Linked DNA regions of Mus musculus: region 1 is linked to region 2. A link is a loop called in an ENCODE intact Hi-C map of the cell type or tissue named here. Cell type or tissue: left cerebral cortex. All regions are shown on one strand. Links, peaks and the distances in the headings refer to the core of each region. The heading gives the core; the rest is flanking DNA.

The links. Peaks named below come from ENCODE experiments on the same cell type or tissue, not always from the same donor. Only the 100,000 strongest peaks of a DNase experiment are listed, where the experiment ranks them.
Region 1: a loop joins it to region 2, with 2.7 times the contacts of the local background. A loop is called at or near these places in 20 of 42 quality-filtered maps.

Annotation. Positions count from the first base shown.
Region 1 is chr5:72,974,886-72,990,649 of GRCm38, forward strand. Slain2 (SLAIN motif family, member 2) reads left to right here. Exons shown (of 8, transcript NM_001113423.2): 8 at 1,112-3,956. The coding sequence ends at 1,178. Among named protein-coding and RNA genes, the nearest start is that of Slc10a4, 24 kb to the right of the region's middle. In left cerebral cortex, for the core only: a CTCF peak has its summit at 9,399 (motif pointing right); a DNase peak (open chromatin) is centred at 9,409.
Region 2 is chr5:73,053,545-73,069,308 of GRCm38, forward strand. Fryl (FRY like transcription coactivator) reads right to left here. Exons shown (of 63, transcript NM_028194.2): 44 at 15,180-15,370; 45 at 13,730-13,824; 46 at 11,395-12,002; 47 at 10,962-11,059; 48 at 5,835-6,005; 49 at 4,180-4,320; 50 at 1,981-2,178; 51 at 1,172-1,333; 52 at 986-1,060; 53 at 509-685. Among named protein-coding and RNA genes, the nearest start is that of Slc10a4, 55 kb to the left of the region's middle. In left cerebral cortex, for the core only: no CTCF peak of the experiment used is centred there; a DNase peak (open chromatin) is centred at 8,102.

The DNA of each region.
Region 1 (15,764 bases), core at 4,679-12,678, 79 kb before region 2:
AAAGGAGCAACCTGCAGTCAGTCCTGTCTGCATCCAGTTGTCAGTGTGGAGGGTCTAGTGGGTCCCACCATGTTAGTCCATTGCCTCCTTGTTCTGAAAAAGTCTTCATTTGGACATTATACAACCTTGGTGCAGATGCCCAAATGCCTAACATGATGAAGTACCTCAGGCAGCTCCTAGGACTGAATGGTTAGTCACTTGTTTTGGTTGTGATAGGTTAAGAACAACAATAAAGATAATGTAAGCACAGGGCGGTTAAGAAAGTACTTGCTGTGCTCCCTGTTTAAACCAGTGCACCTCAGAATTGTCTCCAAGTTTTCCATAAATGTACAGATCCACCTTCTACCCCAGAGATTCTGAGCCCCATTTTGTTGTTTAATCTTGGAATGCTTCTGATCCCAAGAAGGTTATGAGCATACCCACATGGTCTCGGCCCTTCAGGAAAAGGCTTAGCACTGTTGCTAAGTTAGACGTCAGCTATAGCTAAACTTTCTTTTAAAAGTTCCAATCTTGTATTTACACTGTGTATGCCTCTACATACGTCATCTTCATACAGACATTTCACATTTCCAGGCTCGGTAGGAGAACACGGTGGCTTTGTGCGCTGTGTGCTTCTCACCATGTCTAACTGTCACAGCAATAAGTACTCTACTTTTTACAGGACTGTGTGAAGTTTAGTAATTCCCTGCGGACATACAACTAGTAAGAGTGTCAGTTACAATTTGTCTGACATCAAACGCTTTCCTTATCCAGTGCCCCACACTGCCTGCCAGTCTGTGGCGGGAACTCTGAGTCACTCTGTCCCATTCGTCCTCTCACCATACAACAGGAGATCGGCTATTTGTGTGTTAGGACTTTTCTTTCCTCTTGTGTTAATTCCACAGGCATATTAACAAAAACAGGTTCGAGGACTCAGCTTGTCTGTAGTAACATTCAAAAGTTTTAAAGTTGCCAAGCAAGTAAAGGTTGTTCAATAGTTGTTTAGAGCTTAGTGGTTCCCTGAATACCCTGGTGGGACACTGTGCCACCTGAAAAATACTGAAGACATGTAACAAATCGTATGGTAGCATTCTGTACAGACATAAAAAGTCATAAAATTCTTTCATTTCAGATCATTGCCAGCTCCTAAAAGTTATGGTAGCATGAAAGATGACAGTTGGAAAGACGGCTGTTACTGACCAGCAGAGATGAGGACACAGATGTCCACAGCTTCATGGACACCGTCACCAAACTGAAACCAACTTTTATATGCAGACTCTTCAGATGAGACTCTTGGGGTTTGCAAACTCCCAGCCTCTCTGTCTTAATAGCACAACTGACGGAGACGAGGAAGCAGCACTTTAAAGCCACGTGACATCAGATGTATTTGGTAATCATGCAGTCACTCTCCATGGGCTCCTTAGCTTGTTCACTAGAAACACGGTTCATTTTATTATTTGACAGAGGCCAATATCTGGGCAAATACCTACTGGATGCCAAAGAGAAATGCCCATTTGTAAAGAGAGTACATGGGAAGATGGTGAACCTAGGCTATCCAAAACCTCACGTTCAACCTACTTTACTGTACAAATAGTATCAATAAATATTGTGTTAACAAGAACTAATATTCTGACTAATTAAATTGTTTTATTAGTCCTTCAGGATACAGTAAATTATAAAGATTGGGAGAGAGGAAAGAAGGGCCTGAGCTAAAGACTTCAAACATGCTTCTACCTATGTTTAGGGAAGTTTTATACAGTACTTTTGCAGGCTCATTGGGAAAACTATCTTATGTTTTAAACATAGCTCACACGTAGCCATGTCCAACTGGTGTCACAGGGCACGCCCACACCTTGCATCAACATCACAGACTTGTGTGTACTTGTTTTTGATTGCCAGAAGGGCTCACTGTCAGTTACAGTCTTTCTAACTGTCTAGTTCCTGGCTCAGGAAAGACGGCCTTTGCTGTTGAAGCCACCTTACTCACATGCTGTTTCTGTCACACAACTAAAAGATCTCGTTTCCATTCCCAGGTTTCTATGATATGATGTGTCTTTGTTCTTGACAAAATAACACCTCAGCACTTACAACCTGGAATAAAACCATGTCACAGGAGGAGGGGAAATCTATGCACTGAACTATAAAATCTCTGGTGATGACAGTTGTATTGTTGCTCGTGATCGGCAGAATGCTCTATTATGTGGGAGTCGATCCACTTTAAACTGAATTACTGTATGAAGTATCTTTTTAAAATACTGTCCCCTTTAACTTAGATTCTGCCTTACATCAGCGTTTTCATGGTTTGTAACAAGTCATCCGACTCTACTTTGCTGAGTACTTGCTTTCTAATGGCATATGTGTGTATATACCCCTTGAAATCAGCTGGTTTATTTCTATCGGATTATTAGCAAACTATAACTCTAGCTGACTTCTCATTTTTTATAATGAGGTCTGTTTTTTAAATACTTAATCTAGACAGTTTTAAATATTGGCAGTTGGGTCACATAAAGGTGGGGATTTGAACTCATTTCCTGTAAGTAGAGGTGTTCTGTAAGGTGCAAGTAGAAATGCAGAGAGAAAGGGAAGGAAAGTTTCCCGCTCAGGAAAGCATGAGTTAATAACAGAGACCCAGTCTGCCACTGCTGACGCTGGACCAGCAGCAGGGAGACATAGAGCTCGCTAGCACAAACAGCGCCAGTGCCAGTGCCGGAACTAGAGTGTAGAGTGAAAGACCTTGTGTCCTTGCATTGGAAGGGATGAGAGGGAAAGGAGGGGCTCACGGTTATCCATAATGATGAACTAAAAAACTGTTGTTTTTCCAAGAAAGATGGAACGTATACTTTGGTGCGGTGTGTCTCATAAATGACAAAGGAGTAGCCGCTGTCTCTGTAGAGTCACATGTGCACACAGCAAGCAGGTCTCTGTTCAGTGTAACAGTTGAAAAGAAATAATAAATGCTGCAATCTAATAATTTAAAAGAACTTTAATGAACCATCTATTACATTTTTTAAGTTAGATAATCAGTTTCAAAAGGAATATTCAGGTTATTTAACATTGTTTTTAAATGGCTGTATCAGAAAAAATATCTATTTTTTTTTAATTAAACTATTTCATCACTTGTTTAAAAATGTATTTTGGATCTGAGTTTGGTGATATTATTTCAGCTGCTGCTGTACTACCACAGATTATTGGCTTTTAGTTTCCTAAAGAGAAAAATTGCCTTCTTACTAGAAAGCCTTTGTGTATTGCCGGTTTTTCTGTTTGGGAAAATCTAAGGATTTACTGTGGTTAGTAGTACAGAAGAAATGTGGATTTGATGAACTAGTGCCTATGATTTTAACTTATGTTTGATATATAGTAGTAGGGTTATAAATGTTGATTATTTTGTGCCAACAGCCCAGAATTGTCACTTGTATGTCAGCAGAAGCTATGACCTCTGCTTCCAAAGTTATTTAATTTTCTCAGTGTTTGGATGTTATTTTTTGTAAGTGTGTTAATAAAAGTGTAAAGAATTGGAAAAATATAAATATTCTTAACTCAAGCATTTGCTGAATCATTTTTCTACAAAACTTGTTTGTATAAAACTCTCTGAAGAGTTGACTTTTCTCAGTTTTCATACCCTGGAAATCACATTTTGTAAAACTGGGGACCATTCATAAATGTCAGATACTTTTTTAAATTATCTCAGAACATCACTTTTATATATAGATATAAAAAATTTTTTTGAAAGCAAAGAAGATTAAATACATATGTGGCCCAGATGTTTGTATACCTCTAGGATGATCTAGACTATGTATGTTCAGATTGACGTAACTCACTGTACAGGTGTCCGGTTTTGACAGTATGATGCATGGTCCTTTTAGATCACATGAAGTTTGATTTGCAAACATTTCTATAGCTGAACTTGTAATATGTGGTTGCCTCCTTAATAAACAGCCTGACCATAATGTTTATTATTAAATCTATATTTATCTTCCAAGTGTTTTATTAATTTCTGGATATGGCAAGATTTCTTCTCTCCCCCAGCCCCATTACCTACAGTTGGTCTTCGTAACTTTCTCAGTTGGTTTTTTAAAGCACACACAGACCCAAGTCTCGCTGCCCTTCAGATCCTGACCCGCAGCTGGGCTGGGTCACTACAGTCACTCTCCTCCTTTCATAGTTGAGTCATTTGGAGCCATCACAGTTAACTTGATGGTTGGTTTGTTCTTGGAGGTTTTTCATCTGCTCTGAATTGCTATGTAGCTAGAAAGTCTATAAAACAGGAGGTATTACCTAAAGGTTTCCAACAGGGAACCTCCATGCATTCTTTATTTATTTATCTATTTTAGATTTATTTATTTTATTTTCATGAGTATACTGTGGCTGTCTTCAGACACACCAGAAGAGGGCATTGAATCCCATTACAGATGGTTGTGAGCTACCATGTGGTTTTGGGGATTTGAACTCAGGACCTTAACCGCTGAGCCATCTCTCCGCCCCCTTCCATGCATTCTTAAGCCACATGCTGCTTTTAGGTGATCGTGCGGCTCTTTTATGTTTGGAACGACTGAGACCTGTGCTTGTCAATGTGCTCTGCTTGTTCCATAGGCGATGAGATGCTCACACCTGCATCTTACTGATGATGACACACAAAATGATACCGTACATTGGAGTTCTTCTCTCAAGACAGCTGAAGACTTAAAGAACAACTTGAATAATAATTGTCAGTATACTTTGGTCAGTTATGAATGAGAAGTGTGTCTAAGCCATGTATATCTCCACTGAAACACTTGCTGTATTAATGTTCATTTGGAAGCCGTCTGACGTAGCAAATCCGCCATCCTAGTACTAAAGCAGGAGAAGTAGGAGTTTGGGGCCAACCTGATCAGTGTTAGCGATGACTGCACAGTTTAAGGAGCACTCTGACTGCAGTTTAAAATAGTCCTGAGCAGACGTACAGGCGGGCTAAGTAAGACAGCAGCCAGATTTACTACAACTTACTAAGACTGTGAACTACACATGAATTCAAGCCAATTCTCATATACTTTAGATCACCTTAGGAAAGATTGGTCAACGTTTATCAAACTATAGCTAAGGGGGCCTAAATTCAGTTCTGCACATGAAGGAATTTTATAATCAGCAGTAATGTACATCTCAAAATAACTAAAGGTATTTTGAATATTCTTACCACAAGAAAATTGTAAAAATATTAAATATTGTCTTAAATTATTAACAGGCATCAAAACGCAAGTTCTCAATATTTATAACTGCCAATTATGAATAAATTGTGATCCAATAATAAGTGGATTACAATAAAAATTTTTACTATTTAAATATTAATATTTAATATATACCTGTTGCTTTAAGAAATAAACAGAAAGCGATAATTATGACAAATGATTGCCTACAGTTCTACAATTCAGAAATTAGAAGACTAGGGTGAGTCAGAAAGGCAAATCAGTTACGCTGGTATTCAATTCGGCCTTGGAAGTCTGAGGCTGTTTTCTGTCTGACACTGACATCAGTCGTGCTTGCCAGTTAACTTTCTGGGCTCCGGAATCATTGAAAACTGTTCTAAGTTGCGTAGACTTCTGGTGAGACAGATGTGCTTCCAGAAACAATATACAGGTGTTTATGTAATGTTCATTTTCCTGGCTGCTTATTGAATCTTGATTTAACCAGACCCAGGCTCCAAGCCATGGGCTGACAGTATTGAATGCAGTGGCAGTTCTACAACAGAACATGTGTCTGTCTGTCTGTCTGTCTTTCATCTTCCCCCTTCACCTTAGCTTTCGAGGCGAGGTCTCTCACTGAATATGGAGCTTGCTGACTAAGCTACACCAGGTGGCCAGCCGATCCCAGGGATCTTCCTGTCTCTGCCTCCCCAGTGCTTGGGTTACGAGCCTGTGCTGCAGCTGTTTACAGGAGATCCAGATCAGATCTTCATGCTTATGGGTCAAGCACTTTGAGCCATCTTCCCCAACTCATGAGCCAAAAAGACTTCTACAAGAGAGAACAGATGTCATCAGAGAGTTAAGAGAGTCTGAGTTCAACTTTAAAGTAACCAGGAGGGCTGCTGGAACACAGAATTCTCTGTCCTGCATCCAACAGTACCAAAGTTAGCATCCCCCCGAATTCTAAGGTACCTCACTAGTGGAGTAATTGGATTTGAGTTAAATTCACATTAAAAACCCATTCAAACCATAAAGGTGGAGCAGGCAACCTTTTCCTCTGCCAGAGCACACATGCGGCACACTCGTATGAGCCAGTTCAGGAGCAAACACAAAATAGATCTGCAGCACAAATGCAGCGTGCATACAATGTAAGGCAACCATCCTAGGTCCCCTGTGGTGCCCACGAGGACAGCACCGCTCCCCTTGGCAGTCTTCTGCACTTCCTCAGAACGTGGGCCGTTTCTACTCGGGTTCTGTCATCAGCAACCAAAGGGGCTCATTTTTCAAACAGCTCTTAAATGGATGCCTAAAATATCTTCAGAAAGGTGAAGGTAGCCAGTGATCGGTAAGAATTCTCGCTAACCCCTTGCAGATGAGAGGCCCCAGCACCCAGAAAGTCTGACAGCGCTCGTTCCCATCCCCCAAGTTGAAGCTGTCCTTACACCTGACGCTGATAATAGAGTTTTGAGCCACAGGGAAGCCATTTGTATTTTCTCCTTGATTGAAGGCCAAAACTCTTTCACATTCAACCACTTAACAAGGTTCACCAGCCACCCACCGTGGCTTGCTCGTTCTCACAGCTTTTACATGTCGTCGTGTAAGTGCATTCGTCTGCCCTTTCCAATAAAGGCAGTTGCTTCCAATTGAGGGCTCTGAAAAATAGTGGCACTTTGGATTTCTACCAGACTACCAAAACCCCACTGAGTGAAATTTGCTGAACACAAGGCAAATAGCAACACAGGGTAAGTAAGAGCCGATTGGAGAAGGGAGTCAGTCCACAGTGGAGGGATTTCCATTTCTGCCCTTTTCTCCTCATCCTGAGATCAAGGTCGGCACTCACACCTGCTCCAGCCATGTCTTTGCTACTATGAAGCTGGTGAGTCAGGAGTTTTCTCTCATGGAGGATGTGGGAAAGCCCTCCACAGAAGCCTTGAAGGCAAGTAGTGCCACCAGTCCAGCTGCAGTGGATGGGAGCCCCTCTCTCCAGGACAGGGAAGCGGGAAGGGGCCGGTTTCCATTAGTTCCCTCTCTTGAGAATGGCCAGAGTTATGCAATAGCCATGATGTGGTGTCAATTCCAAAGGAAATATGATATTTCTGTCCAGAGGAGGGGGGTGCCTTTGTGAGACAAGAGGGAAGCCCAGAGATGGGGAACAAATCCCCCTTTTTTGTTTTGATTTTTTTATTAATGTTTTGAGAAAGTGTCTCCTGGCTGGCCTAGAATTCTGTGTAGACCAGAGTGGTCTCAAACTCAGACCCACTTGCCTCTGCCTCCCAGGTCCTGGGATTAAAGATGTGCACTGCCACACCAAACTCTTTTTCTTGTTTCTAATTAACACAAGCTTCAGGCTCCCCTTCTAAACTACAAATATGTATATCAGACCTGAGAGAGCCCTGCAGATTTTGGAAACAGGTTCAATTTGTGCCAAGGCGTAGTTTACTGAATGGTCACAGGAGAGACAGATCCAGTTTTCTAAGCCCTGCTGGGCAGACCTGCAGCAAATGGTCCAGAACTTTAGGTCTGAACCTGTCCAGATTGATATAAATAAAACAATGCTGGATTATCTTAATATGTAGTCTAGTATTGAAAATGCCCAGCATTTAATCTAAAATTACTTGACATACAATTACCTGAGGATGTACGATACTCTCAAACACAATCCATTTGCTAAAATTAACAGTCTTGAAGGCAGTCACTGTTAACATCAAAGCAAGTGGGCTTTTCACCAAAGGTCACATGCTGGGGCAGAAAAGGATGCAGTTAGAAGTATTGAAACCATACAGTGTATGTTCTCTGGCTGTAAGAAATGAAAGCAGACGTCAACTATGGGAAAGTACCTGAAAAGAACAAATATCTGGAAAATTTAAAACACCAGCCTAGGGATCAATAGCCAAACCAGAAAAGACTTCAAATTGCACAAAAATGAAAGTATAAAGGCAGAATTTGAGGGAAATTAAAAGTGATTAAGAAAATAAGTAATACTAAATTCTTGTATTGAGGGAGAACACGAGAAGCAGAATTTTGTGGCCTTCTAAAGACATCCACACCCCAACACTGGTAGCCCGGGACTATTAGATTTCACAGCGCGGGGGATTAGGGTTACAATGGTGTTCGAATTGCTCTTCAGTAGAGTATAATGAATAGATGCCCAGGTGTGCTGAAATGATCACGAGGTCTCTCTCTACCACCTGTGCTCTCGCCCCATTTCAGAAATCATGCGAGGCTGTGAACCCCAGGATGGGAGAAGTGGGTGTTGTCTGTGTTTTCTGCCCCAGTGATAGTAATTCTCCAGCAGTAAATTTGTATTTTACTGAAATTAAGCCCATTTCCCTTTGCCTCTGTGTGTGTGTGTGTGTGTGTGTGTGTATTGTGTGTGTGTGTGTGTGTGTGTGTGTGTGTGTGTGTGTGTGTGTGTGTGAGAGAGAGAGAGAGAGAGAGAGAGAGAGAGATCTGTCATTGCAGAAGGGTTAGGGCACCCCACTCTTACCCCAGCCAACCAACAGTTTCTGAAACAGACCCAGCCCCTGTTCTAGAAAGGGCACACAGACAACTTTATACCAGTAGAAGTGTGGAGGAAGGGACTCTCCGGGTAGGACTCCCTAAAACCAAATAAAGCCCAAACCCTTAGAGTCATGGTCTCTAAGTCGGGGCCTCTCTGCCCCGGGAGCCTGGGAGCTTGCCAATGAGAACATCCACTCAACAGCGTGCCAGCCCCCCTGCCTTTTACCCCTTTAACTAAGGGAGAGAAGAACTCACTGCCAGGTGGTCTCACTTGTTTCTGGTCCTGATGCTCAGTTGCATCGAGTATACACTTACAGCCTGATGTGTTCCAGACACTGAAGGGATTTCTCTAATACCTATGCTTCCTTCCACTAGGTTGGAGAAAATAAGAGACAGGAGAGTTTACTCTTCCTTAGGTAGCCCTCGGTGTGCTTATTATATAAATATTGTCTTTAAAAGGATTATGGGCGAAGGAATCTGTTACAAATCCATTTTGCCACTCTATTTTTTATTATTTTAATTTAATTTTTTTTTTTTTTTTTGAGACAGGATCTCTTTAGTCCTGGTTATCCTAGAGCTTGCTGTGTAGATAAATCTGGCCTCGAACTCACTGAGGTCTTCCAGCTTGTACTTCCCAAGGGCTGGAATTAAAAGTGTGTAGCACCATGCTGGGCCCCATTTTGACATTTTTATACAAAATATCCAATTGTCTCCTTCATTCTTCAGTGAGCTGTTTAGGATGCTGTTATCTACATTGGACACTAGGGGGCAATCTTGCTTGCTCTTGGAATGTTAAGTTTCCAGTCTCTGGGCTTGCTTTGAATTCAGATTCACTTGGTTGTCCTCACAAATGAGTCAATGTGATATTTTCATATTAATCAGAACAAAGTGAGGCTACACGATGATTAAGTGTGGTGCTTTGGTCAGAATCTTGGAACAGGAGAAGCAAATTCAATATTATAAAAATGAAATTTAGCTAGTAAAAATGACCAACAGCCAGGCAGAGGTGGCACATGTCTCTAATCCCAGCACCCAGGGAGGCGTCAGGCAGATCTCTGTGAGTTCAAAACCAGCTTGGTTTGGTTTAAAAAAAAAAAAAAAGTGAGTTCCAGAATGCAGAGAAACCTTTTCTCTAAAACAAACAAACAAACAACAACCAAATCAAAAAATTGTGCCTGAAGAGCTGGCTCAACAGTTAAGAGCACTGACTGCTGCTCCTTAGGACCCAGGTTCAATTCCCAGCACCTACATGGCAGCTCTCAACTGTAACTCCAGTCCAGACTGTTCTGGTCTCTGCTGGCACACATGTGGCGCACAGGCATGCATCCCCCTGCCTGTGCCTCCCAAGTGCTGGAATTGAAAGTGCATGACACCGTGCCTGGCAAAGCAAAACATTTTATAACTAAGAGTAGAAGCTAGCTTGTGTTTAATTTCTTCTGAAGCCATGAACAACACTCTAAGAAGTCCACTAAGTGGTCCATAAAGAAGCATACAGTTGAACAGTGGACATATATTTAGACATGATCTTGCAGATCAAACTGTGGGCTTGTGCCTGCCAGGCAAGTGTTAGTGCTATTACTGAGCTATACAGCTTATAATAAAAGCAGTTTGATGTTTGGATCCCAATCCACAGACGAAGCAGAGAGAGGATTTCCCGGCAGAGTTGGGGTGCATATTTGCATATTTCCAGCAACGGTCCAGGAAGCCCCTTTCGGCTTTGTTGCCCCACGAGTGGGCCATCTATCTTTAGCCTGGTGGGCCAACAGAATAAAACAAAATTAAAGGGCACTGAAAAGTGGCACCGCTCTCTCACTCTCAGAACCCCTGACTCATAAATATCGCTCATTATCTCAGTCCCAGGATCTAAGCCCCACTCTTCCTAGGCATACCTACCCTTTCCCCTCCCCCAGTCTTCTCCTATTCCCTCTACAAGAATCCACTTCCTCCTCTTTTGTGTGGCTCTTCTCCAAACGCAGAGCTGTAGACGATTCGCTTGTAGAGTTGCTTGTAGAATTTGCTTGTAGAGTTGAGGGATCAGGGTCTGTGGTGCTCACCAGAAGGACTGCCAGAATCCCGGTTCTCTTGCCTCCAGGAGGAAGGTGGGATTGCTTCACTATCCCTAGCCAATGCGCAGACGAGCAGAAGTGAAATTCGGGACAAAAAGTCATTAAGAGCTCTTGCGTGATGCCTCAGTTTCCCCTTCCCCCCACAGAAACGACCATCACAGGCGATGGAGTCTCTCTTTCTCTCTCCTGGGCTTGAATGAGGACACTGTGGAACCTACTGTCAGTCAGCCCACAAGGACAGATAGCACCTCTGTGGGTGTAAAGCACCGAGATTTGCGTCAGTTAAGGCAGCAGGGGTCAGCTCAGCTCGACTCTCATCCCATCTGCTCAGCTTCATCCGAGCAAAAGCAGCTGTTATCCCCCACCCAACCCCTCACTTCAGTTGTGAGGAAACTGAGGCAGGAGAAGATTAAGGAGCTTGCACAGGATCATATAGCTAGTCCTGAGGCAGCGTGAGCAGAGATGACAAGAAAGCTTCCTGCAGTCAGTCCTCTCCTTCCTCCGTGTGGGTCCTGGAGATGGAGCTCAGGTCTTCACACTTGGCAGCCAGCACCTTCCCCTGCATCTGTCTCTTAGTCGCCTAATTGTTTACTGAAAATTCCAAAAGCTGTAGGAAACATTCGGGGTGGGGGTGGGGGGGTGGGGAGGGGAGGGAAGCGTTTGGGGGCTGTCATGGGTCAGCTCCTATGGGGTGTAAGTGCCAGATAGGAAGTCAAACAGTGTTCTGGACGTTTCTATGAAAGCGTTTTGGGTACAGTTACCATGGGACAGACAGTAAAACACATTGTCCTCCCCGTTCTGGATTGGCCTCAAGCCCTCAGTTCAAGACCAGAACAGAGCTAGAATAGAGCTAGACCAAACTCCCTGCGAAAGGGGAAAGCCTGTAACTGCCTGTCTTCACACTCAAACACCAGGCTTCAGACTGGCATCCCAGCCTCTGGACTTGGACCCCAGCTCTGTCTTAATACAAGTCAGAAGAGCGCATCGGATCCCATTGCAGATGGTTGTGAGCCACCATGTGGTTGCTGGGATTTGAACCCATCACCATGTGGTTGCTGGGATTTGAACCCATCACCATGTGGTTGCTGGGATTTGAACCCATCACCATGTGGTTGCTGGGATTTGAACCCATCACCATGTGGTTGCTGGGATTTGAACCCATCACCACAAGAAGTACCACTGAGTCATCTCTCCTGCCCCAAGAAAACAATACTTTGTCCCAAGTGCTTTGGCATTCCATATGGGAAGGCACGATGCCTCTTGGGCAACTCTCCATGGGCCTTTTGAATTTGTGCTGTTCCATTCTGGAAATGTTCTTCCAGACAGTAACAGTTGTAGAGCCAAGGTCCCTGTGTGCCCCGCTCATAATTCTTCTGTGGTGCTACGGGAAAGCACCCGCCAACTAGTGAACCAATGAGTGACTGAGCACTCATAGAACAAGATGCTTTGGAATAAAGACACCGGGCTGAAATTCTAAGACCTGCCAAGGCCTAGGCCAAGTTGTAACCAAGAGCCTGGGCCATATCAGGAATATGAATTTAGGAAATTTGCTTGTATTTGGTACTTAAAGGCCTGTTCATGGTATAATCTCTCTGTACAAGGATAAGAAATGGGTTGTGAGTGATGCGAAATGGGCAGAGTCATTTGATTAAAGGAAACCTTTCTTACAAACAGAGGTAAAATCATAAGGAAGCTGTTAACTGTCCTACAGCTCTCTTTGGTTCCCAAGCAAATTTGGGACTCTTCTCAAAGAAGATGGCGCTAGCATGCATTAGTTACTGGAAACCATGCCATTTCTAGATCTACAGCCAGAGAGGGTAGGTAAGAGAAAGGGTGTGTGATTAGCCAATGAGAGAAGTGGCAGGGGTGTGATTAGCCACTGAGAGAAGTGGCAGGAGAGTTAAAAGAAGTGAGTATTTCTGGCCCAGCAAATCCTGACTCTCATCAGAGCTATTCAGACCCAGCTTGGCCCTCTGGTTCAGAAACTCCACTGTGTGATGCTCCTAAGATGCGTGCAGGCCCGAGCTCTGCTCTTCTAACCAGCCCCACCTGCTTCTCCACAACTTATTCTTCCCTCAAAGAAATGGCAAACTGCTGTCATAAAATTTCAGCTCCTAATTACACCTGAGACTCACAAACCAGGTCCAACTGCTGCCACGGAGGGCCCCCCCAAGGCTATCGTGGGCATCATCGCCTGTTGTGAGCAGACCCTCCATCCAGGTCCCCTCTTTGCCCTCCACCACCCCCTTTCATCTTCCTCTGCAAATGCCACGCACCCCTCTGGATGAAGCTCCCAGAAAAGCAGCCCTGGTCCAGTGGCAACTTCCAGCCAGAACAGGCTCACTGCCGAGCTCACAATTGGATTTTCGTATGGTGATGGCAGAGGCTAGGGCATCTGGGAGCCAGTCTGAGAAAATGTCTTGACTACTGGCAGAGCTGATGATGAAATCCAGACCTAACATGTAGGGCTGAGATCTTCCGTTCCAGGGCTGGTGGACCGGGGCACTGCAAGTAGGAAGAGGGTTTGTACGTTATAACATTTCATATAAACGTGTTGGTTTTTATTAATGGTGTGCAAGATGGTTTTCAAGATCAACCTTTTCTGTGAAGTGAAAACTACTCAATAAAACACACCCCAAATCAGATGGGAAGCAATGAAGAAGAACTGAAAAGACCCTGGGGTATGCCATGCCAGTTTGGGATAGGGATGCGGAGTCTGAACCAATCATGGAGAAAGATGAACGTGGAGAGCCCCCCGTGTGCCACGGAGGTCGGTTGGGGCTGAATGCTTGTCCTGAGCTTCCCAGTCTTCTGAGGCAAAGGAGACAAGCAAGGCCCATAGTCTGCCTACAAAGAGCAGGCTCAGGGGTGACACGCCCTATGTCAGAGAGCCCCAATCTGCTACAAATGAAAGAAGTACCCATACCTTCCTTCACTGATGAGGGGTGCTGAAGACATAACGGAGAAACAAGTGACACAGCCAATCTGAGTTCAAGAAAGAGAATATCATTCTTATTTATGTTGCTTGGACCTTTCATAGCTAAATACATCTGAGTACATGTGTAAGGCCCTGAGTTCAATGCCCAGCACACATACACACACACACACACACACACACACACACACACACACACACACACACATACACACACACACACATACACACACACAGACACACACATACACACACATACACGCACACACACATACACACACACACATACACACACATACACACACACAAACACAGACATACAGATATACATACATACAGATATATATGCACATAAACACACATAAACAGACATACACGCATACATGTACACATACAAACACACACACACACCAGAACCACTACCACCACCACCACCAAAAACAAAAAACCAAAAACAAACAAACATAAAAACCAAAATCATCACCACCACCACAACAACAACAAAAAGTGAAGCTGGTGATCCCAGCAGCCATCGAGATTGTCACATTCAGCCAATAGAATCCTTGGTAAGGAATGGCCTGCCACCACAAGACAATAGTGGTCTGGGTGGTCTTCCCTGTGCTGTCCCTTCCACATCCTGAGAGTCTGATAGCTAAGAAGGGAGCGGGGCTGGAGAGTGGGAGCCAATTCCACAAACTGCTCTGGAACAGCGGGCTTCCTGTGGGTGATTAAAGCTCCTATGCTCTTAAACCATTGAGACTGGGGTGCAGGGGGCCATGGGCCTGGCCAAGCAGTGTTTGCCTTGCGAGAAACTGAGACTATACTCCAAAGCAACTGGGTTGTTTTTGACTATATAGGTCTCCCTTCAACTCAAACACTGGCCTATATACATCATATACATATACATATATACATATATACATATATACACATATACATATATACATATATACACATATACACATATACACATATACACATATACACATATACACATATACACATATACATATACATATACATATACATATACATATACTTATACATATACATATACATATACATATACTTATACATATACTTATACATATACATATGTATATGTATATATATATATAATTCATGTACCTAACAACTTCTGATTCTGCCTTTTTTAAATGCCTTCATTTAAAAAGAAATCACCATGTCCTGCAGGCATTCACTAAGTGGCAGAATGTTTCATGATTTTGTAATTCTCTTAACACTTCAAGGAAAGCGTCCAGGAGACATTTGACATAGTCTCCAATTTAAGACTTCAAAACAATGTAATTATTTCCGAAGAGCTAATTAGCATATCATGACTCAATTTAGCTAAACTGGTAAATGATTAACCCTTGAAAGTACAGATATAGTCAGATGTGTTGAGACTCGGTCTTCTTGGCAAACTTCCAAACGGAATCACAACAAAGGTTACTAAATTCCAGGGACCCGCATAGTAATTCACTTAAGATGGCAGTCATGATTCTTAACAAAATCCTTCCTAATGGCAGCTGCTCGGAAAATCGGCCCATTTAAGAGCATTTGTATCGTCTCAGACTCTAACTGGCTCTGTCACTGCCAACTAGAGCCAGCCATAAGGATAGAATCCATGAGTCATGACAGGCCCGATCAAAGTCACAAGTGTCACCTCCTGGCCATGCTTGAATTATGAAGTTCTAAGTGACCAATCAGAGAAGCAGAGAGACATCCCAGCAGAGGATTTTCAAGAGTGGTAAGGACCCCAGATTTGTCACTAGACATTCCCTCTCCTCCCAGAGCTATTTATATTTTGAATGGTGGACCAGCTTGAGCAGGCCCCTCCTCTCTAACTGAGGATGCTTAGCCCTTAGCCCTGGCCTGCTATCGCGTTGGAAAAGGGTTAGCAGGGCACTTTTTGATGCTATTTCCTGTTGAAAGACCTTGTGAGCATTTATTACTCCCAACCACAGAGCACAGCCTTTCTGAGCATGCTTTCCGTTGAAACTGTAGAGACGAAAATGGCTGGAGTACCCGGTATCATACAGGTAAAGTCCCTAACTACCCCCCCAGAAACCACTGGGAGCCATTAGATAATGTAAGAGGAAAGGGATTGAAGAAATCACCATGGAT
Region 2 (15,764 bases), core at 4,804-12,803:
AGCCTGCTAGAGGCCAAGATCTAGAAAGGTGAAGCTGTCATACTCATACGGTCACTTTAGTGACAAATATAGCTATGCTTAAGCTGGGCATGGTGGCTTACAGCTGCCATCCACACTTGGGAGATTGAGGCAGAAGTGGCGTGAGGTTCACGCCAGGGGTGAGGAGACTATCTCAAAACAAAATCAAGAAAATTATGTTTGATCATTTTTAATATATATATTTATGATTAATTTGTTTAGCTCATGCTAAATAAACATTTAATTAAATCTATGGATATACTAAAATGTCTGTAATGAATTTGGTTGGTTGTTTCTTGTTTTTTTTTTTTTTTTTTTTTTTTTTTGCTTTGTAAAGATAGAACGGACTCCTCTTTTATTTAGGTTCCTTCTGCTACTGACTAAATTATGGCAATCATATTTAGTGTACCTTTCTAGATTTTATACTAATCTCTACACTGGAAGATGGCATGGCTCAACCGTGACACATTGAGGAAGCCCATATTCTTACCTCTGCATCCTCCAATTCAACATCCAAGAAGTCGAAGTCCTTGAAGACGCCAAACTGCTGCTCACTGCTGTTGTCTTCGACGGCAACTTCTTCTTCTTGAATTATGTCCTCGGTGGTGGAGATCAAGCTGGTCTGTTGGTCCCCGACTTCCAAATCCTCATTTGAAGAAAACACAACCTGGTGCCCCCCCAAAAGAAAAACAAAACAAAACAGTTTGCCCACCATCTTTGTCAGCCTGCATCCAAGGCACCAGCCCCCCCAGAGCCCTGTCGGCCTCACCCTTCAACCCATCTGGGATTTCCACTTAGTCTCTGTGCCTCGCTAGTTCACCACCGGATCAGCATCACTGCCAACTTTGGCAACAGGCAGGACCGTCTCCTTTTTATTCCTGGTTATTGCCAGGACTCACTTAGAAAAGGCAAGCACCAAGACACAAGGGCGCTGGTGCCCTTCACCTGCATGTCCCTCAGTACTCACGGAGGGATTCTTGGGGAGGCCAGATTCGGGGCCACAGAGGGAAAGCACGCTCATCAGCTTCTCTCTCGTTCTCCGCTGACAGAAAGGAAAATCCAGGGTTAGTACTGCGTAAAGTAAGACGGTTCTAGGGTGCTTGCATGACCACAGACTCGATCCTTCTGCCCCGTGGCGATGCTTGCTGCATACCTGTGATAACTGTGGCCTTTTCCAGCTGACAGGAACTAGGGCGTTGGATGTGGAGCCAGAGGAGGTGGAGGACGTGCTCCTGGTGACTGCGATCACCTTTGCCTTCCCATTCCTTCCCGCGGCACTGTGTTGGCCTCCATACTTGTTCCCAATGATAGGTGTCTGTACAGAAACAAATGCCAGCCCTGATTCAAGCCTGAAAGTTCCACACCAGAGGAACTTTCAGACGTTAAATGTTAACATGATCTTTCATGTTGTTTTTCTACATATAACCAGGAGAGCCGGTTGAGCAAGCCACGAGTGGGGCAAGTCAGTAACTGTTCCTCCATGGCCTCTGCATCAGCTCCTGCCTTTGGGTTCTGGTGCTGCCTTCCCTGGATGGTGGACTACAAACTGTAAGATAAAATCAGCCCTCTCCTCCCCAAGTTGATGTAGGTCATCATATTTTATGACAGCAACAGAGACCCTAACCAAGGCACCCCAAACTGGAATGTCTGCTTCCCTAGGGATACTTTATAACACTCAGCTAGATGGTACCTCCCTTCTGAAACACATCTCTAGGACTACACGGTTTATTCCCAGAGCATTTCTATCTTATTCCCATGCCAGTCAGGCCTCACCTGCCTGCTTCCTCAGGACAATGTACGTGTCCTCCTCAGAGCCAGCTTTCACCTCCCCTTTCTAACCAGTTTCACAGCACCCATCGCGGTACCCAGTGCTAAGTACAAGTTCCACTAACTTCAGTCTGAGAGAAGAATCGAGGTGATGAGAGCTCCTAACAGAACTGTCTCGATGGTGGGGCGTCTTACCTCAGAGATGTCAAAGTGAAAATCTAAGGTCTTGCCGGGCAGCTCCTTCGAGACGTTATTGAAAATTTTAGCGAAGGAGATTTCGGGAGAGCCTACGTCCACTCCGTAGGCCTTGGGGATGTCATTGGGGACGACAAGACTTGCAGAGCGAGACACCACCAGCTTCAGGATGTTGAGGGCTTCCTTCCAGTACGGGCTCTGGATTCAGAAGGAATCAACTCAAGCGTTATGAGTGTGCATGGAGAGGAATAAAACCCCCAGCGTACACCACCGACTGTGAGAACGGCGTTGCTGTGAGATGGCTATAAAACTATTCATTTTTCCTGCCAGATCTTTTAACAGAAGGTCTTCTGAGTTATAAAACACAGGAAAATCTCAGTTATTACCAGTAGGGTTAGATTATCACACTCGATAGATCCAATGATGCCCCCCATTGGAGGACCTTGTTTTCCTCTCAGGGAGTCCTTTATAAATCATTAATTGGCAAAGTCTTGTGCAGAGTCCTGGCTGTTAAAGACAAGGAATCCCATACATTTGGACTTTTGAGGTGACGTTTTCGCTTCAAGGTTGAATATTAAATAGATGATAAAAGGTTTTTAAATATACTTGTTTTAGATGTATTATTAAATACTAAAACACATTCTGACTTTTAAAAAAAGTTTTTATTATTTTATCTCATGTGTATGGAGGCTTTGCCTGCACATGTCTCTACATCACATTGGTGGAGCATCCACAGAAACCAAAAGAGGGTGTTAGGTTCCCCGGAACTGGAGTTATAGACAGCGGTGAGCTGCCATGTAGGTGGGACTCAAACTGGGGTCCTAAGAACAAGCAACATGTGCTCTTAACTGGGGATCCATCTCTTAGCCCCTGGACTTTGTTTCTTAATTACCTGGGCCCCAACATGGGATGACCACTCTCAGGCACTGCTGCCCCTCAGAGGGAGCTTTTCTTAGTTTTATATATTCCTCCAACATAATTTACGAGTAACAGACACGGCAGAGTGTCTGTGCCGAAGAATCATTATCTAGCAAAGAATTCATAATGATTTTTCTCTTTTTATTTTAATGTATATGGGTAATTTTTGACCGCATGTATGGCTCTGCAACTCATGTGTGCCCTGCCTGAGGAGGCCAGAAGAGGGCAGCAGATCCCCTAGAGCTGGAGCCACCGATGGTCCTGAGCTACTAGGAGGATGCTGAGACTCCAACCTGGGTCTTCGGGAAGAGCAGCCAGGGCTCATAAACACTGAGCTATTTCTCCAGCCCCTCATATTCATTAAACTATATATATTAAAAAGATTATATGGGAAAAGCTTTTTAAAAACACCTCTGCCATGGAGCCTAAGGATTCAGAAACATTTTCATACAATTTGATTCATTTCCGATTGGGGTTAGGCTACAAAACGGTTGAGCTCAGTATTTCCCTTTTAAAATTCTACTGCAGTGACTGCATATGTTGGTGGGGTGAAATGCAAAACAGCCATCCGTGAAGGTTCTCAGAGAATCTGTTCTTTGGATACTTAATTACTAATATATTTTAGTTATGTGGTGTGTGTGCATGTGCACATGCCTGCAAATGCTCAGAGTCCAGGCTGAGGAACTGGATCCTCTGGCTCTGGACAGACAGCAGTTGTAAGCTGCCTGGGGTGGGGGCAGGACACACTCTTAATAGCTGAGCCGTCTATCTCTTTAGTCCCTCTCTTGGTATTTATACAAGAGCGCCTTTCTTTATCACCGTTCACATTTAAACAAAGTTTGGTTTTCTGCTTTCTAAATATCTGGCACTTCCTGACATATAAGCGCCAACTTTAAAGTACAGACTTTCAAAGCACCCTTCTGTTTCTAAAAGTTTGTTTTTATCTAATATATAGTTATCTCACCAACGCCGAGAGTCATACAAAGAGCAATGTAAGTCCCAGCCTTAATTTTCAGAGATGGCTACTGCTGCTGTTTGCATACGTACACCCTCTATAGCTGTTGCAGAAATGTGAGTTAAATCTAACCAAAGCCCTGCACCACCACGCTCACCCAGATGGTGCTTCTGTGCCACTTGCATAGCGCCTGTTTTCTGTGTAGAAATGATTTGGAAACATCACTGGTGTTCCCCGCCCTTGTGTATCTAAGATGCTTCAGAGTTCTTAGGCTCATAGAGTATTCGAGTTAAGCGATGCTGCACGTGAACCACGAGGTCACTCACCTGTACGTATTTGCCAATGATCTTTATGATCTCCAGATTAAACTGCTTGACCGGGGCCGCAGACAAGTCGATGTGACTCAACAGACTGTAGATGATCTGTAGCAACGACTGCTGCATGCTGGACAGTCCCTTTTCTAACAGCTGAGGACGACATTGAAATGCACACTTTCATCGGGTTGAACAAAAACTTGGCAGCAGACTTACAGCGCTGAGAAACGTAGTAGGTTTAACCTGTCAGTTTGCTCAAATGATCGGAGATCAGGGAACACGACCAGGCATCTACATTACTTTTCCTTCTGTAAGGAGGGGTAACTGGTTCTCATGTCAGTCACAGTCTTCAATAATAAATATATAAATAGATACTATTTATTTTAGGTTAAAGAAAGAACAGCTATGCTGCAGTCACCAAAGAACGATAAGCTACCATCCACAAAGCCATGTAGCAGCTAAATGATCTTGCGCAAGATTTAATCCTGTAAAACTGAATGAGTAACTGCCTCCTGGACTCTGGATGGCCACTTCACACATTCTGACCATTAGAAAGAAACATACCTTTCAGTTACAAACAAACCAACCAACCAACCAAAAAACCTCCAAAAAGATTTGATTCTCTTGAGTCTGTCTTCTTTCCTTTCCTTTCTTTCCTTTCCTCCTTTCCTTTCCTTTCCTTTCCTTTCCTTTCCTTTCCTTTCCTTTCCTTTCCTCCTCTCCTCTCCTCTCCTTTCCTTTCCTTTCCTTTCCTCCTTTCCTTCCTTCCTTCCTCCCTCCCTCCCTCCCTCTCTTCCTTCCTGGAACCCACTGTGTAGCCCAGGCTACCCTCCCAAACCTCCAGCCCCAGTTTCTTGACGGTTATGATTGCAGGTCTCAGGCCAGGTTCCAAGTATTTATAAATTTTGAAGAAATAAAAATTGTGCCTCTTCTCCAGGAAAAACACCACCCACAACGTTCCCATAATTCCCGTAATAAAGGTTGCCATTAATTACTGTGCTGGCTAGTTTGTAATATCAATTTGACACAGGCTAAAGTAATTTGGGAAGAGAGGACAGCAGTAGAGAAAAATGCCTCCATCAGATTGGTCTGTAGGAAAGCCTGTGGGACATTTTTTTTTTTTTTAATTAGAGACTGATGTGGGCCATCCCATTGTGTGTGTGTGTGTGTGGGGGGGGGGGGCGAGACAACAGCCTTGGGTCCTGGGGTCTATAAGAAGGCAGGCTGAGCAAGAGTACACAACACCCCTCTGTGGCCTCTATAGTAGCTCCTGCTCCAGGTCCCCACCCTGTTTGAGCTCCTACCCTGACTGCCTCAATTATGGACTGTGATGTGGAATTGTAACCTAAAATAAACCTTCCCTAAGTTGCTTCTGGCCAAGGTGTTTTATTACAGCAGTAAATCCTAACATAGACATTTACTTCCATGTCGACTAAGGCAATGATTCTAGATACTAGAATTGGGAAAAAAAACCATCCAATTAAAAAAAAAAAAAAAAAACCTCTTTTGCACTTGAAAAGCAGCATTTGTATCTTCCCTGCTCTGTCCTCTCTGATGTGCTCTCTAATCCAGTGCAACTCGAAGACAAGTTAGGACCACAGCACTGCCCCTCTCAACAGCCACTTGACAATGTCACCACCGAGAGGTCCAAAACCGCCTAAATTCACCTCTGCCAGGTAAGTCACAAGACTGAAGGTCGCCTCTGAGAAAGAGTCGTGCAGGTACCGGCACACCACGTTGATCCAGTTGGAACAGTCTCTGGAGTAGGTATGTGTGCTGTACAAACTCATCATGTGAGCCAGGTTCACCAGCGTCGGGCACTTCTCTTCCGCACAGACCTGGAGAACACACGCGCTTATTCCAGTTGTCCACAACTTAAACCTGCATTAGGCTAAACGCATTCATTTAAAATTTATCATTTGAAATGCACATTAAAATTCCAGGGCCTTTTTTTTTTTTTTTAAAGCCAGAAAAGTTAAAATGGGAAAGGGAAAGACCAAGGCACTGCTAAGAGAATGCCGACAGAACAGTGGTTCTCAGCCCTTATCTCGGAAATACAGACATTATGATTCACAAGAGTAACAAAACTGCACTCGTGAAGTAGCCATGAAAATAATTTCATGGTTGGGGGGCGGGGGGCAGCGGTCACCACAACGTGAGGAACAGTACTAAAGGGGTGCAGCATTAGGAAGGGTGAGAGCCACCACGACGGAAGACCAGAAAGAGGACTGATGTGCCAGCACTTGTCTGGGTTTTACACTGGATGGTGTTTACAGTCTATAACATGGTCTCTGGTGAACGGCCGTCTATGGGTACATAAGCCCTACTCTTGACTTTCCGTCTGTCTTGTCGAATCCCAAAGCGCTCTGGTGCCCAAGAGCCTAAAAGCAGGCAGGCTCTACCTGAGATTCTCAGGCTGCTTCAGGGCTGCTGTGTCAGGGCATCTCATGGACTAGTTACTGCTGACAGTCCCAACCTGTGTGACAGTCACAGGACCACACTGGAGCTGTGGTATGCCCACTGGTAGCAACCTGCACACCGGCCATCTGACTGCTCCTCAGGAAATTATCTAAGTGCCGAGTTCCTTGGCCAGTCCTGGTGGAAGCCAAACTTTCCAGGAGCAGGTTGACACAGAGCTATGGAATGGGGAATGGCCTTTGCAAGGGGAGGGGGGGTTACTGATTAAATTCATATTCTTAGTTCCTTTATTCCCTGGGTGACTAGTGAAGATGTCTTTTAGCCTCTTCTGGAGATGCTATAACAAACTAGAACTGGAAAAGGGCCTTCGCATATATATATATATATATATATATATACACACACACACACACATATATATACACACACATATATATATATACACACACATACACATACATACACACACACATATACACACACATGTATATATATATACATATATACGTGTATATATATGCATATATGTGTATGTGTATATATATGTGTATATATGTGTGTATGAATGTATGTATGTGCTACATGTCTGTATATATGTATGTACAAACATATATGTATGTATATATGCATGCATGTACATGTGTATGTATCATGAAGACCAGCCTTGTCATACTGTCTATTTCAGTTTTCTTCTTTTCATTTTTCAAGAGTGTTCTTCCATTTACTCCTAATGTGTTATATCCGTTTCCACAACTGCCTACAGCATTTAGTAAAGAGAAATGTTGCCTCTGAAATATACACATATTTAACTATTTATTTAACTAATCTAATAGTTCAGAGGACAACTGATAGACTTGAAGGGCCTTAAGTCCATCTCTCTGCCATTATCCATGCTGGAGATATAAAGGCATGCATGTATGACTGCAGAAAATGCCAATGCAGTACCCGAAATCATTTAATAATGATTTTCAACTATCTAATCCATTATCCATAAAGCCAACCATGAGAAGATGGGGGGAGGGGAACCTTGGTTTCTCATTTCTATTTCAACCAAGACTAACCTAATGAACTATTTAAAAGTCATATAATCTTATAACTTCACAATGACTGTTTATATCCTTGCTAGAAAACTTTCTTGAACGATAAAACGGTCTTTGGAGATTTTTGTTTGTTTTTGAGCCCTGTTATGTAGCCCAGGCCAGCCTTGAACTCACTGGGATTACAGGTGTATGCCATCACCTCTGGCTGTACAAACTAAGTTCTTACGAAAGGGTACTTTTTCCTCAACAATAAATGTTAAACATTTATCTTTGAAATGGGAGAGGACTCCTGGGCAATATAAAAAAGAAAATGTCTTAAGAATAAATTTTGACACTTAGAAACATCAGGTTAAAATACAATCCAGTGACTTAAAAAAAGAATAAATGTCTGTAACAAACTTTTTGGCAAGGTTCCTGCCATAATGAAAGCGCGTTCGTTGCCTGGCCCAAGTGAGCTGCTGAGCTCTCCGTGGGCGCAAACAGAGATCCAGGGATATTTGCATAATGAGGAAGCACATAATAGCAGAAAATTACTCTCAACAGTTCCAAGTGAGAGAATAAATTGAGGAAATCAATTTAACCCACAGCCCGCAGGTTTCTAAAAGCACACACAGAGGGAGCCATCCGGTGCTACAGTGCAGGAGAAAGCCCACTTCAAAACAATTTAGCAATCACAGAAAGCCTAATTTGGATTCTTAGAAGAAAAAAAATGATAAATCACAGGGGACTTCCTGTGTCCTGATGAGGTCAGGACACCAGCAGCTCTATCTTCAGGGGCTGTGACATCCTTCAGGCCGGGCTGGGCTTCTCAGTGGGTTGGCTACTGTTCCGGCTGCACCTTAGATGCTTCTGTTTTCCTATTTGAGCTTTTTGTTCCCTTAAAAACTCCAATTAAGCCAATATATAGTTTCCCCTCATGTCTTCTTTCAAGCTCCTCAGCGGGGGGGTGGGGAGAGACCTTGTTTGTATTTTCCTAACGATGCATAATTGGAATATTAAAGTGAAAGCCATTTTTAAAAAATTTTATATCATCTTAAATCCTCGTCAGTGAAAATGCTACATATTTTAGGCAGATATTTTCCAAAATATCCTTTCATTTCAAACCATCAGTTTTCTGTCAAATTCTTAACGTTCTATTGAACTTATTAAGAGAAATCAAGAATAAGAATCCTTGTGCCATCTTTTTCTACTACCATATACACTTCTCTATTTCACTCCATTTCTTTATTTACTGTGTGAGTGTGTGGAGGTCAAAGGACACCTTGCAGGAGTTGGTTCTCTCCTTTTACCCATGTAGGGATCGAACTTAGGTTGTGCAGGTCGGAGGCAAGTGCCTTCTCCCACTGAGCCATCCTGCCAGCTCAGGATTTTAGATTTTATTTTTTTCTTTTTTCTCATTCTGTAGCCAAGGCTGGCTTGGAACGTACCATGTAACCCAGCTGGCCTCAAACTCACGACAAAATTCCTTCTCAGCCTCTAGAGCACTGAGGTCACAGCCGTGAGCCACCCTGCTGGTTTACCATGTTTAAGAAATTAGGATATGGTTCTGTTAACCATGACAAGCTAAGTGATCTACAATTGGCTGTTTAAGAATCTCTTCATAGTTAATAAATTGTAATAAATTTAGAAATTCAAGTAGGGAGAGACTCAATGCCATACTTTAATACACCTTTTATCTTTTCTGATTTGTTTTTAAAGGCAGGGTCTCACTCCACCCCTTGGCTGTCCTATAACCCCCTGGGGATACCGGGGCACCCTTCACTTGAGATGATCCTTCTTCCACAGGCTCGTGCCACCCTGACCAGCTCTCTGTATTTTCTCGTCCTCTGTATTATCTGGCAGGGTAACGCTAAGGCTCTCCCTTCCTGCTGACGTGTTTTGTTGCTGCGTAGCGCTCTCTATGGCTCTGCACTCAATGGCGTCGTACCTGACAACAGGACGTTCCCTTCACTGGGCTGTACCTGCTGCTGGCCTCTTCCCTTCCTGTGCTGCTCCTGAACTGAATCACTGATTATAAGAAAAGGCAGTTTACTTATTCCTCTCTGGGAACTTTCCGGCTTTCCCTCCTGGGGTTCTAGTTTGCAGCTGTCCTTCACTGCCTCCTCCCCGATCGAGTCGCGTCGTTCACTGCGGGCTGTGTATTCTTTTTAAACGTAGCTACCTTTTATTTGTAATTGTATGTTTGAAGTTTGAAAACTTCTCCCTCCAAGGAACAACGGCTGACGCACACAGATTCATACATGTATAAATAGGAATCTCATCTTTAAAAAGCTATTCAGACAGGAAATTATTAAAAGTATAAAATGTCAATCATACTTTATGACATTAGGAGACATACGTTTCCAACACCTTAACAGATGATATAAAAATAGCTATACTACTGCTTTCGGAACTGTGCGGTGGGAAGGAAAAATAAGGGGGCAGAGAGAAAAGACAAAAGAAAGGGTTAAAAAGAAAAAAGTAGAAAGGATTTTAAGAAACTCAAGATATACTATGGCTTGTCTTTTGGGGGACTCTGCACAGGTAGTTTTCTCCTTTAATACTTCTATTTAATTTGTGTGCGTGTACGCATGCTATATGTGTGTGGGGGCTGGGAAGTGAGCTCAGGTCTGTGTGCATGTGCACATGCTATAAGTGTGTGGGGGCTGGGAAGTGAGCTCAGGTCTGTGTGCATGTGCACATGCTATAAGTGTGTGGGGGCTGGGAAGTGAGCTCAGGTCTGTGTGCATGTGCACATGCTATAAGTGTGTGGGGGCTGGGAAGTGAGCTCAGGTCTTTGGCAAGAGCAGCAAGGGCTCTCTTAACAGATGAGCATCCCCCCAGCTTTCTGCACATGCAATTTCCTCTGCCCAGCAAACTTCAGTTCCTGGTCCCCTCGTAGCTTCTCACTCAGGAATTTCACTTTGGTGGTTCCTGTTTGATCATCAGTCCAAGCCTAGACAGGCCCTCCTCTAGAGACCTCTGCTGTCTGTGACCTAGAGGCTCTGTTCCCACTGCCTGGAGCCTCACCGGACTCTAGGCTGGCTTCTGCTTCCATGCCTGTGTCCCCGCTCCATGGCCCGTGAGGATGGCAGCCCAGGGCCTGGTCTGGCTTTGCCAGTAAATAAATGAATGAAAGACAGACAGACAGAGTCGTAGAGAAGAAAAGTAGGAAAAGGAGCAGAAAAAGACTCAAGACTCAGGAGGGTCACTGTAATTTGATATTTTTATTCACTGGCTTTGCTGTAGCTCCTTGTGATGGACAGAATAAACATTAGAGGCAAAGTTCCGGAAGAGAGGACCTGCCGGGCAGGACAGCGCCTGCCCGCAGGGACCGGGCCTTTCGCATTTGCTTACCTTTGCTATCCGGCTAGCTGTCTCTTTGCAAAACTGAGTTGGGCTGTCAAAATGCTGGATTAGGTGAGGCAGTAAGCAGAGGATGTTAAGAGGAAAGCCTACGGTGGGGGGGAAAAAGCAAACAAGAACCAACTTTATTGCACAATATTTAGAAAGCTAAAAGGCAGGTTTAAATGGTCTACAGAAATTCAGTTTTATGTGGTATCTGATCCTATAAATTTTTACCAGATAATTCATCTAACATGAAAAGTTGTTGTTGTTGTTGTTGATATTTATTATGATGATGATGATGCAGAAATTAGCAATTTCTAGGCCGAGGATGGAGCTCAATGGCTGTATGTCTGCTTAGCATTGGCAGGAAACTAGGTTCAATCTCCAACCCCCCAGGGCACACCCTGAAAAGGTAAGGATAGTAACAGACTCTCAACATCACCTGACACCTGGGACGGATCCACCAGTGTGTGTTTGGAGACGGAAATGAGCTGACTGAGGAGGTGCACGGTCATCTCTTGGGTAGACACTGAGGTAAAGCCCTTAAGGAAGAGCTGCTGAAGGCCGGGGAAGTTACTCCATTTCAACTTGCTCTGTACGTTCTCGATCTTCTCCCGGCTCTCTGACTTATCCAGAGGCAAGTGGGTGAGCAGTTTGCTCAGAAGCCTGAGAGCCAGGAGGTATTCATATTCATAGTCGGATTCTAACAGAGATGTTGCTATCCAAAAGATGGTGGCCATCAGGTTGCTCGGCTCCGTCGGGGGCTGCGTGTCGTACACACCTTTCTCTCTCAGCGAGGAAAGGCTTCGAGTCCTCGCCAAGCTACCACCGTGGTTTATCCGTCCATCCGTTATGTCCAGTGTGTTACTCCGCCGCCGGTCACCTCTGCGGTCACCAACTAGACTTAACCTCAAAGAGTTACTTCTTGTGTCCCCGTTGCATCCCAAATGGCCGCTGCTGTTAATGGGACTTGTGCTTAGATTGAGCTGGCCAGTGCTTTTCCTGTTAGCTGCATACTTGTTTCCCATGACAGGATCGTGGTATGAGGATCTAAAAAACCAAAGAAAGAAAAGAGATGGAGGGGGCTGGGGAGATGGCTCAGTAGTTACGAGCACTGACCACTCTTTCAGAGGTCCCCCGAGTTCAATTCCCAGTAACCACATGGTGGCTCACAGCCATCTGTAATGGGACCTGATGCCCTCTTCTGGTGTGTCTGAAGACAGCTACAGTGTACTTATATAAATAAACCTTTAAAAAAAAATACCTGTGCTATAGGATTTTAAGGCATTCTTTGTGAATAGGGAAGTTCTTTTAAAAAAAAAAGATAAGGATGGATAGATGGATAAGTAGGTAGAAAGATAGATGATAGAACAAAAGAAAGAAAGACAGGAAAAGAAGTCCATTTTGCTACATTAAATTTATTCTTAAAGTCTGAAAAGGTAACTTTTTTATCTGACTTTGTTTCCTGAGATTTCAGTTTTGCCTCAACATAAAAACAAAAAGTGCAACAAGATTTCTTCTGCCAGGGCTGTGTCTTGTGAGCTCAGAAGAGGTTTTTACTACTGGAGTAGTAGCTCAGCCCCGGGTAGAGTATACAAGTTACCTGTAAAGCAGACCCTGTCTGTAGCATGGCTGTCGGACTAGACAATGCTTACATCTCTCCTGCTCCCAATCCCACATTCTCTCCATGCGACCCAAGCATGCAGACTTGTTACCTCTTCTGCATGTCCAACTGATTAAAATTAATTACTTTTATATATGTCCCAAAAGTGTGCAAAAAGATAGGGCAGTAGATAAAACCTATGAAGGAAAGTAAGTACCCTTTTAATAGTTATCAGTAAAATATAAAGGAAAATTAGGAATCCCAAAGATAAATTAATTAGCAAGAGAAGTCGGAAATGCTTAGGGAGGAGGTGACTTTTGACAGGGACTTCAGGGACTAGCTGCTTGAGAGCCACAAGGCAGAGCAAGTGAGAAGTGAGTGGCTCTGGGGAAAGTGGCACTGTGGTAAAGGCAGGTGTCCTGAGGGACCACCCGGGGAGTAACTGCACCCTGCTGTGAGTGACAGCAATGGGGCTTGCTGGTGGATCCTCCTTAGACTGTAAAAAGGTCCTCAATTAGGAACTGGAAGAGAGAGCACTGCCAAGATCAGCTCTAGAACGTTCTGCAAAGTCCTCCCCGAGGGTGGTTCTCACTTGTAAGCATTTTCCATGTTTAACATACACACACACACACACACACACACACACACACACACACACACACACACACATATAATGCACATGTTTCTGTGGATGTCTTCGAATGGCAGAAGAGGGTGTCAGACCTTTTGGGGCTGGAGTTGTGGGGAGGCTGTGGTATGGGAGACTGAATTCAGTTCCCACCTGAGTTGATGGTGAGCCATCTCTTAAGCCCATCTGACTTCTCCCTCCCCCGTCTTTTCTTTTAGATGGGGCCTTTTGTATTCCAGGCTGGTCTTGAGCACTCTATGCAGCCGAGGCTGACCTTCCTTTTCTGACCCACCTCTTCCCAACTTCCAAGTGATGGAATCACAGCCAGGAGCCACTGCACCACGTTTATTCGGTGGTAGGGATCAAACCCAGGGCTTCCCGGGTCCTGCAGGCAGGCCTCCATCTTGCACTATCTGAACTCTTGGGATGTTTACCCACACTACTGATGTTAGACACGCCCACTGCCACCACAGTCACGTTTAGATGCTGGGGGTGGGGCTGGGAGGTGAGCCCAGCATTCAGGGTTGCCTGGTTGTAAGTTCTTACTGAGAGAGGGCAGACAGCAGGTCATAGTGCTTCATGGTTTCAGCCAAGGTATCAATTGCAGATTCCAAGGTGAGAAGCAGTTCAATCACAAATCCCTAGGGGCAAAGGACAGCCTGTCATTAATTACGTTCTGGGTTTTTTGTTGTTGTTGTAGTTGTCATTTTTTTTTTAAATGGCAATGGACTTCCAGGGGAGATTTAAAAATAGACTCAACCTCACATTTGTGTTACACAATAATTAACCTTCTAAGCAACATGACTTTGCTGATTGGTGAGCGCTCCTCAGGCTAATGGCGTGGGCTGATTTTAATGGCATCGTAATTGCCACAAATTGCTCAGGCCACAAGTCTTTGGCACTATCGTTGTTACTATCTCTATATGCATACTGAATCCTGTCATCAAGTCTTGAAATTATCCTTTTAAAATATACCCTAACCCTAACTTCTCTCCCCACACCTCCTGTAGTCAGTCTCTTTGAGTGGAACGTACAACTTCAGCCTGGACTCTTTCAACAGCCTCCTGTTAGACCTCTCCAACTCTACCTGGCCCCTCAACTCCTGCAAAGGAGGCCACCTAGACAGCTCCGAGAGGCCACCCCTCCTCCAAAATAATAAAGCCAATCATATCACATATACTTTCTTTTCTCTTCTCAAAACCTTGGAGAGGCTTCCACTAAGTGAGATGTCGAGTCTATACGGGCTTCTGCCTTCTGAACTGGTTATGTCTGGCCCCTGCCTCTCAGTGTTTGCTAGTTTTTCAAAGACTTATTGTTCGTGCCACAGGGCCTTTGTGCTTCTGACTCCTGGTTTTCTCTCTGAGATGTTCTCAACCTAGATATTCACAGGACCTGGCTCCCTTCAGCCTCTCCTTAGAGATCATCACTTAGGTAATTGTGTGTGGGTTGGATCTCCCTTCTCCATGGCTCTTAAAATCAATACCTTGGTACTTCATGGCATTTACTATTAAGTAAGACTGTGTGGGCTGTTGCTGGTAGATTAAACCCTTCTTTCTACAATTTCCAGAAAGCCAAGACCTTGTCTGGTTTGTCACTGAAGATCCAATGTCAAAAATCAAACAACCCACTGGGCCAGCTGAACAAACAAAAGAGTTCTCCAGTGTCATACCTTACTTATCTTTAAAAATGAAACTCTGTCTCTCTTCCCATTGAAATGTAACATTCTAACACTCCTACCTCTGTGACAATGGAGTGAGATCTAGGTAGGGTGCAGATGTATGTGTTGAAAAAGCTTTTTCTAATAGGCGTAAATTAGGATCTAAATAGGTTCTTAAAGAGTCCGCAGGAGGCTTCACTCTGCTTCCTACTGCTAGGCCTGCTGCTGACTGACATCAGTAATTAACTAGCTGTTGTGTGGATCTGGCTGCAGAGGGTGAATCCTTCACTCCTAGGAGCAGCTGATAACTGCCCAAAAGGAGGGAGTAAAGCACCTTACCTGTGCATCCTCTCCGGGGTCCCCTACAGTCTCCACCAGCCGGGAGAGGACATCGGAGAGTGTGTCTGCAGACAGGGGCTGCTTCAGTGCCCTGAAAATCTGGAAGGATCGCCCAGCATAGTGTCGGGAAGAACACGAAAGGGCCGTCTGCAGGGCCACCTCGCTGAGATGACGCTCCAAGTGTATTCCTTCTGAGAAGACACGGGAGACCATGGGTGCCTGTGTACAACTCGGAGACTTGTAGCCAGACGCTAATCATGTTACCACCAGTGCCCTGCAGAGCACAGTTTAATTATGTACAGTGATTGCACTGTGTTTGCACTGGGGAGAGATCTTTGTTCTGATCTCCAGGGAAGGGATCCTGGGGACCAGGATGTCTTAGGTCTCACCCTCGGACATGCTGACAGTTGGGAACAGGTAGTTTACTGTAAAGAGGGATGTCCTTCCTAGGTAGTGAATAGTATTTAGTAACACCCTAGTTACTTTGCCAACTATACAATGAGGACAAAAATGACTCTAGGCACTGCCAAAGGTAAGGAGGAGCAGAACCTATTCCTAGCAGGCAAGTGCCATGTCTGCATAGAA